Linked DNA regions of Homo sapiens: region 1 is linked to region 2. Evidence: read pairs that join two places in POLR2A ChIA-PET (ENCODE). Cell type or tissue: B cell. All regions are shown on one strand. Region 1 overlaps KNL1 (kinetochore scaffold 1). Region 2 has its middle 38 kb from the start of CCDC32.

Region 1 (4,000 bases), 120 kb after region 2:
AGTGAGGCAAGATCACACCACTGCACTCCAGCCTGTGCAACAGAGCAAACTAAATAAATAAATTTAAATATATTCTCCGAGCTCAAAAATAAAATTCAAAAACTTGTTCTCTCTTATGATGTTTCTCATCTTTATGTATAGCAGTCACAATTCTTATACATTGTAAAAGCTCAATACTTTCATTGTCTTTGAGGCTCTCTTAACAAGTCCTGTCATCGGCAGCTTCAGCATCTCATGTGTTTATTTTCCTTTCCTATTAAGGCTCACCTTAATTCTGAACTGTGCTATTTCAGTCTTCTAACTAATCTTTATACATTCTTACCATTATTCCACCTTCTTCCATTCCAACCTGCACATTGCTGCCAGATTAATAATTATGAAAGACAGTTTTCATTAATGTTACTCCTCTGAAAAACTTCTGTCTTTCCATTTATTATAAAGTCCAAACTTAACTTTCTTTTTTTTTTTTTTTTTTGAGATGGTATTTCACTGTCGTTACCCAGGCTGGAGTCAATGGCACAATCTCTGCTCACTGCAACCTCCGCCTCCCAGATTCAAGCGATTTTCCTGCCTGAGCTTCCCGAGTAGCTGGGATTACAGGCATGCACCACCAGGCCCTGCTAATTTTTTTTTTTTTGTATTTTTAGTAGAGACGGGGTTTCTCCATGTTGGTCAGGCTGATCTCGAACTCCCGACCTCAGGTGATCCGCCCGCCTCGGCCTCCCAAAGTGCTGGGATTACGGGTGTGAGCCACTGCGCCTGGCCCAAACTTAACTTTCTCTGTGGTTGGCTTAAAGAAAAAAAAAAAGTCCAAACTTCTGAGCTTGACATTTCATATCTTCTACAGTTGTTTTCAGATTTACATGATTTGTTACTACTCCCATACACCTCTTAAATTCTAACCAAACATTGCTATTTTTATGCAGTTCTGCCACTTTTTTGAGACAGAATCTCTCTCTGTCACCCAGGCTGGAGTGCAGTGGCATGATCTCTGCTCACTGCAACCTCTGCCTCCTGGATTCAAGCAATTCTTGTGCCTCAGCCTCCCAAGTAGCTGGGATTACAGGCATGCACCACCACCCCCAGCTAATTTTTGTATTTTTAGTAGAGATGGTGTTTCACCATCTTGGCCAGGCTGGTCTCAACTCCTGGCCTCAAGTGATCTGCCCATCTCAGCCTCCCAAAGTGCTAGGATTACAGGCATCAGCCACTACGCCTGCCTTTTTCTTTTATTTAAAAAAAAAAAAAGAGAGGCAGAGTCTCACTCTGTTGCCCAGGCTGGGGTGCAGTGGCATGATCATAGCTCACTGCAGCTTCAAACTCCTGGGCTCAAGGAATCCTCCTTCCTCAGCCTCCTGAGTAGTTGGGACTATAGGCACATGCCACTAGCCTGATCATTTCTACTTTGGTCTTTGCTACTACATACTACGTTCTCTTTCTGTTTTTCACCAAAGAAAGTAGTCTCTTTTCCTTGAGCTCTCATGGCTCTTTTGTTAGTACTTCTTATATTACCCATCACATCTACTTGTATTATAGTTATTTTGTATAGTTTATCTTCCTGATTAAATTATAAGCTCTGTGGAGGCAGGAATCAGCTCTTCTTTTTCTCCATCTCCTTCAGAGTCCCTAGGACTATATTTCATACAGAGTAAGTGCCTAGTACATGTTTTTTGCACTGAATTGACCATGAGTACATGAATTCCATAGTCTAAAGTTCACCCCTTTGTTGACTACCTTACTTTCTCTTTCACAGAAAAAAAAAAAAAAATAGAAACCATCAGACTAGAACTTCTGAACTTCCTACTACCAAAGAAACAATCTGTCGTTTAATAAATTGTTTTTGATTGAATTATTCTTTTTTTCCTTACTTTGTTTTCTTTTTTTACTATTTTTCACTGAATTATTCTAACAAATACTGTCTACTTTAGAAACTAAGAATTTGGAGGATGAAGAGAAAAACAATCCTGTGGAAGAATGGGATTCTGAAATGAGAGCTGCAGAAAAAGGTAATTGAATTAGTTAAGGAGATAAATGGGTGTGGGGGAAGCCCTTCTGTTCTGAGTTTGTTTATATACTTTGGTGAGATTAAGTCAGAATTTTCAATAAAACAGATTTTTGTGGCAACATTCTAATATGTTTGTTCTGTTTTTTTTTTTTTTCTGTTTCCAAAGAATTGGAACAGCTGAAAACTGAAGAAGAGGAGCTTCAAAGGTCAGCCTTCAATCCAAGTGTTAGAAAATATAATGCTAAATCACAGAAGGCTAGATGACTTCCTGCCTCCAGAGACTGACAGGATTTGGGGACATGAGTCTTGATTGAGGCTGACTCAGGGCTTCTCCACTTTGAATGGAAACCTAGAGTCCATCTTAGTCAACAGTAGTTTTGAAGCACTTATTGTTTACAGGGCATTTATCCACAACAGTGTTTCTCAAGCTTGAATACTACCAGTATCCTTTTTGTTTAATAAATGTAAATATAAACAAGTATAAAATGAAGTATATATTTCTTAGGCCTATGAATCTTATTCAACTGTAAGTGTAAAAGAAAGTAAATAGAAATAATGACAAAGCCACTAAAATTCTAGTTGACAACATTAATTTGACAGGTGATAGTGTTTGGCTGAAATTAAATTGATGCTAGCAAAATGATTAACAAAGATATGTTCTGTTTAGCTCTAACAACTAAACGAAACCAAATACAGGCAAAAAAAAAAAAACTGTGACATGTCTCAGTTTTAAAGTATATCTTATGATCTACATTATGCTTATATTTTTATATTTTTGCTTTTTATCAAAAATAAAAATGTAGTATTTAAAAGTTATCTTAACATGTGAATCCCAAGGATATCTTCATGGATCCTAATTTGAAAAACAATGATTTATGCCTTTCCCAGGTAGACCCACTTCTAGATTAATGCTTATATAAAAAAAAAAAAAAAAACTAAACTAAGAATGCAGAAATGGATGCCATACACCTAACATTATTACCTCAATGGGGAGTCATGTAGCATGTGACTTCTTATCATAAACCTTTTATATTGATAGAGTGAATTCTCTAACAAAAACCTTATCTCTCTGAATACCTGCTTTTATTTGCAGAAATCTCTTAGAACTGGAGGTACAAAAAGAGCAGACCCTTGCTCAAATAGACTTTATGCAAAAACAAAGAAATAGAACTGAAGAGCTACTGGATCAGTTGAGGTAAGGAAATGCAGGCATCATTTGTTTGTGTTTTATTCTGTACCTTGTGGTTGTTTAAACCGATTGGAGCAATTGATGTATTTTTAATGTGTTGCTGTTTTTAACCTATACAGTGCTGTTTCAAAAAGAGTCAGTGTACTCAACAGTAAGCTGGAAATAGAGTAGAAGAACTATGGAATTATAATTTTTCCATATTTTATACTTTTCATTGCGTAGACTTGGTGTTTCTCTGATATACAACTCAAGATTGGGTTCTTAGTTATTTCAAAAGCTTAAGTTTGTACATCCACAATATATGAATTGAAATATTTTCTCCCAGTCCAGTGGAAAAACATTAGCAGCTGCTGTTGGTACTGTTTGGGTGGTATCAGAAGTTCTCTTTTATGTTAATTTTAAAAACGCTTTTTAAAAATCTTGTTTATCTCTCTACAGCTTGTCTGAGTGGGATGTCGTTGAGTGGAGTGATGATCAAGCTGTATTCACCTTTGTTTATGACACGATACAACTCACCATCACCTTTGAAGAGTCAGTTGGTAAGGAGCCAAAGTGAGATAATTCTTTTACAGAAAAATGAATGGCTACACTCACTAAAGATTCAAATCTTTATTTTACTATACTGATAACTATTGGCATGATGAGAGCACTGCTGAAAGTCTTAGAACAGTCACTTTATTGATAGCAGAATTTTATTTTATTTTGTAAAGAATAAAATAAAAATGGAATTAGTGAACGTTGCCCTTTGTTGAATTACATTAAATAAAAATTTTGCTCTGCAAATAATGGATAAACATGCTACTCAT
Region 2 (4,000 bases):
CAGTGGTTGCCTGGGGCTTATGGGGGTTGGGGCAATTGGCTGCAAAGAGGCATGAGAGAACTTTCTGGAATGATGGAAAGGCTCTGTCTTCATTGGGGTGGTGGTTACATGTGTGTATACCTTTGGAAAAATTCATCAAGCTGTTCTTTTTCTTTCTTTTTTTTTTTTTTTTTTTTTTTTTTTTTGGAGACTGGGTCTTGTTCTGTTGCTCAGGTTTTCTACAGCCTCGACCTCCTGGGGTCAAGCAATCCTCCTGCCTCAGCCTCCTGTGTAGCTATGATTACAGGCCTATGCCACTATGCCCAGCTAATTTTTTAATTTTTTGTAGAGGCAGAGTCTCGCTATGTTGCCCAGGCTGGTCTCCCAACTCCTGGGGCTCAAGCATTCCCCTCACTCAGCTTCCCAAAGTGCTGGGATTACAGGCATGAGTCACCATGCCCAGCCAAGCTGTTCTTTTTTTTTTTTGAGATGGAGTCTCACTCTGTCGCCCAGGCTGGAGTGCAGTGGCACAATCTCAACTCACCGCAACCTCTGCCACCCGGGTTCAAGCAATTCTGCCTCAGCCTCCAGAGTAGCTCGGATTACAGGCGCCTGCCACTGTGCTTGGCTAATTTTGTTGTATTTTTAGTTGAGATGGGGTTTTACCATCTTGGCCGGGCTGGTCTCGAACTCCTGACCTCGTGATCCACTTACCTTCGACTCCCAAATTGGTGGGATTACAGGCGTGAGCCACTGCGCCCGGCCAATTTTTGTATTTTTAGTAGAGACAGGGTTTCACTATGTTGGCCAGGCTAGTCTCAAACTCCTGACCTTAGGTAATCCGCCCGCCTCAGCCTCCCAAAGTGGTGGGATTACAGGCATGAGCCACCATGTATGGCTGAGCACTCTTCCTCTAAAGTCTCCCCAAACTATGTTATGTCTCCTAAATTCTGAAAAAGTCCTTCTAAATATTCTAAAGCCACACTCTTTTAGACTTATTTCCAAGACCTCAGGGAGGCCTACCAGTCCTTCTCAGGCCACTGTAACTGACCTGAAGTGTCCTCTTACCCAGACCTCAGCTCCTTTGACCTCACCCTGGCAGGCCACTGGGACCTCGCCTGCTCCTCAGAGCTGACCCTGCCTGACACCCCTTGTTTCTCCCTTAAGCTTTGAGTGCAGAGACCCAGGACATTCAGGATTCAGCCACAGGTGCTCAGGGAATACTGGGTGGCCTCTGGCCTGGGTTCTCCAAGCCTTAGAAGCCACCCACCCATAATGTCTGGTCCACCCAATGCCCTGGCCCTTGGATGCTCATACTTTGGTGTCTCTCCTTAGGTATAAATAAAATAGTGTCAATAATTACATATCTTTGTCCTTGGCCTTTTTTTTTTTTCTCTCCATGACCTGCAAGTCACCGTGGATGGTGGCTGGGGTGGTTGGGCTTTACTGTTCTTTCCCACTGAGAGTGCAGACGAAAGACCTCTGCAACAACACCTGTGAACTGCCTGGTGCCTGTGTGGGCCCACTGCGGCCTCACCTCACACAATGTGGGCTGTGTAGACCAGAGCCAGAGAAAGTTAAAGCTGCTCATGCACTAGGGATAAACACAATTGACAGTGGTTACTGTCCTTCCAGAACATTTTTTTTCATGAAAATATGTGGGCTTGTTTGTAAGTGTGTGTTGGGGGGTCATTTGTTTTTAACAGGCTGGGCTCATGCTCTTTCAGCTCAATAAATATTTATTGATTAGCTACTGTATGCCAGGTACTGTTTTATATAACTGAAAATAATACTGTAACTTGCTGTTTTTTCTTAAAAGCATAAAATCTTTCCACATCAGTACATAATGATCTCCATCATTATTATTGACAGTCACATGGTAGTCCATAGCAAGGCAGTTTCACAACTCCAGAATTTAACTAATTTTAGACATTCAGATTGTCTCCATATACTTTTCCATTACAAGTAATGCTGCAGTGAATGCCTTTGTCATATGACCTTGTACACATTTGTAAATATTTCTAATAGACTCCTATAAGGGAAACTGCTTAATTAGAACAAATGTGCTGGCTGGGCGCAGTGGCTCACACCTGTAATCCCAGCATTTTCGGAGGCCGAGGCGGGCAGATCACCTAAGGTCAGGAGTTCAAGACCAGCCTGGCTAACATGGCAAAAACCCATCTCTACTAAAGATACAAAAATTAGCTGGGCATGGTGGCATGTGCCTGTAGTCTTGGCTTCTCAGGATGCTGAGGCAGGAGAATCGCTTGAACCTGGGAGGTGGAGGTTGCAGTGAGCGTCACTGCACTCCAGCCTGGGTGATAAAGCGAGACTCTGACTCATAAAAATAATAATAATAAAGTAAATATACTGAATTTTTTATTTTACTTTCTTTTTTGAGACAGGGTCTTGCCAGAGCAGCAGTACACCGATACAGGAGTACAGTTATGTGATCTCAGCTCACTGCAACCTCTGCCTCCCAGGTTCAAATGATCCTCCCGTCTCAGCCTTCCAAGTAGCTGGGATTATAGGTGCAGGCCACCATGCTGGGCCGATTTTTGTATTTTTAGTAGAGACAGGCTTTCACTGTGTTGCCTAGGCTGGTCTCGAACTGCTTTTTTTTTTTGTAACACTGTCTCACTCTGTCACCTAGGCTAGAGTGCAGTGGCACGATCTCAGCTCACTGCAACCTCTGCCTCCCGGGTTCAAGCATTTCTCCTGCCTCAGCCTTCCGAGTAGCTGGGACTACAGATGTGGGCCACCATGCCTATCTAATTTTTGTATTTTTAGTAGAGATAGGGTTTCACCATGTTGCCCAGGCTGATCTCGAACTCCTGATCTCAAGCGATCCACCTGCCTCGGCCTCCCAAGGTGCTGGGATTACAGGCGAGAGCCACCGCACCCCACCGAATGTTCTTAATTGTTGTACATAGGTGCTATGGTTTGAATATTTGTACCCTCCAAAACTCTTGTTGAAACTTAATTCCCAGTGTGGCAGTATTGGGAAGTGGGGTCTTTAAGAGGTGATTGGATAATGAGGGCTCTGCTTTCTCACAGATGGGTTCTTTCATTCATAAATTCGTGGATTAATGGGTTACTGTGGGAGGGGAGCTGGTGGCTTTATAAGAAGAGGAAGAGAGACCTGAGCTAGCACATTAGCACGTTCAGCCCCCTCACCATGTGGTGCTGTGCTCTGCCTTGGGACGCTGAAGAGAGTTCCCACCAGCAAGAAGGCTCTCACCAGATACAGCCCCTTGACCTTGGACTTCTCAGCCTCCATAAGAGTAAGAAATACACTTCTTTTCTTTATAAATTGCTCAGTTTTAGATATTCTGTTATAAGCAACAGAAAACAGACTAAGATACCAGGTATCAAGATTGTACCCATTCATTCCGCTACTACTAGTGTACAAGAAGGCCCTTTCCCCTACTCCCTGTGGCCTATCTTCAGTAATTTTGTCAATTTGATAGATAAAAATGGGCAATAATCTTTTCAACAGAAATCAGCCTCAGCGGTCGATACTGACTGAGCAGTTTACAACCTTCAGCACAGGGCACTTCTAAAGTGTAAACTGAGAGAGGCGAAGCTCTGGCCGCTCTCATGGGGAAGATTCGGATTTGGCTAACACTTGCACGGTCAGTCATGTACGTTCACACACTTGGTCTTCTTTCTCCCTCACCACCACCCTCTAAGGTAAATGTCATTATCTCATTTTTTCAGATGAGGAAACAGGCCCAGAGAGACTAACTTCTCTAAATCAAAAAGTTAAGAAGTAACAGCCCAGGGGGTGGGGGAGTCTGAGAGTGAAGGGAAGAGTAGCAGAGGCAAGGCCATCATTAACCCTGGAGCTTGCGTGGAGCCAGGACTGGGTCTCAAGGCAAGGCCAGACCAAGGGAGGAGTGGAGGAGGGAATGACATGAAATTCTTTGCCATGGGATGCAGACTGTGGAATCTGTTTTGCCTGTGCTCAAGGCTTGTCCTGGTTGGGCATGAGGTAGAGGCTGCAAAGAGTCCAGGGCCC

What was found. Peaks named below come from ENCODE experiments on the same cell type or tissue, not always from the same donor. Only the 100,000 strongest peaks of a DNase experiment are listed, where the experiment ranks them.
Region 1: POLR2A ChIA-PET joins it to region 2 with 6 read pairs; 3 of 35 experiments call an interaction of 5 or more read pairs at or near these places.

The regions. Positions count from the first base shown.
Region 1 is chr15:40,648,373-40,652,372 of GRCh38, forward strand. KNL1 (kinetochore scaffold 1) reads left to right here. Exons shown (of 26, transcript NM_144508.5): 18 at 1,929-2,006; 19 at 2,172-2,211; 20 at 3,099-3,200; 21 at 3,633-3,733. Among named protein-coding and RNA genes, the nearest start is that of RAD51-AS1, 45 kb to the right of the region's middle. In B cell, no CTCF peak of the experiment used is centred here; a DNase peak (open chromatin) is centred at 1,659; H3K4me3 peaks cover 707 bases; H3K27ac peaks cover 974 bases.
Region 2 is chr15:40,524,584-40,528,583 of GRCh38, forward strand. It overlaps a transcript of CCDC32 not described here. Among named protein-coding and RNA genes, the nearest start is that of CCDC32, 38 kb to the right of the region's middle. In B cell, no CTCF peak of the experiment used is centred here; no DNase peak of the experiment used is centred here.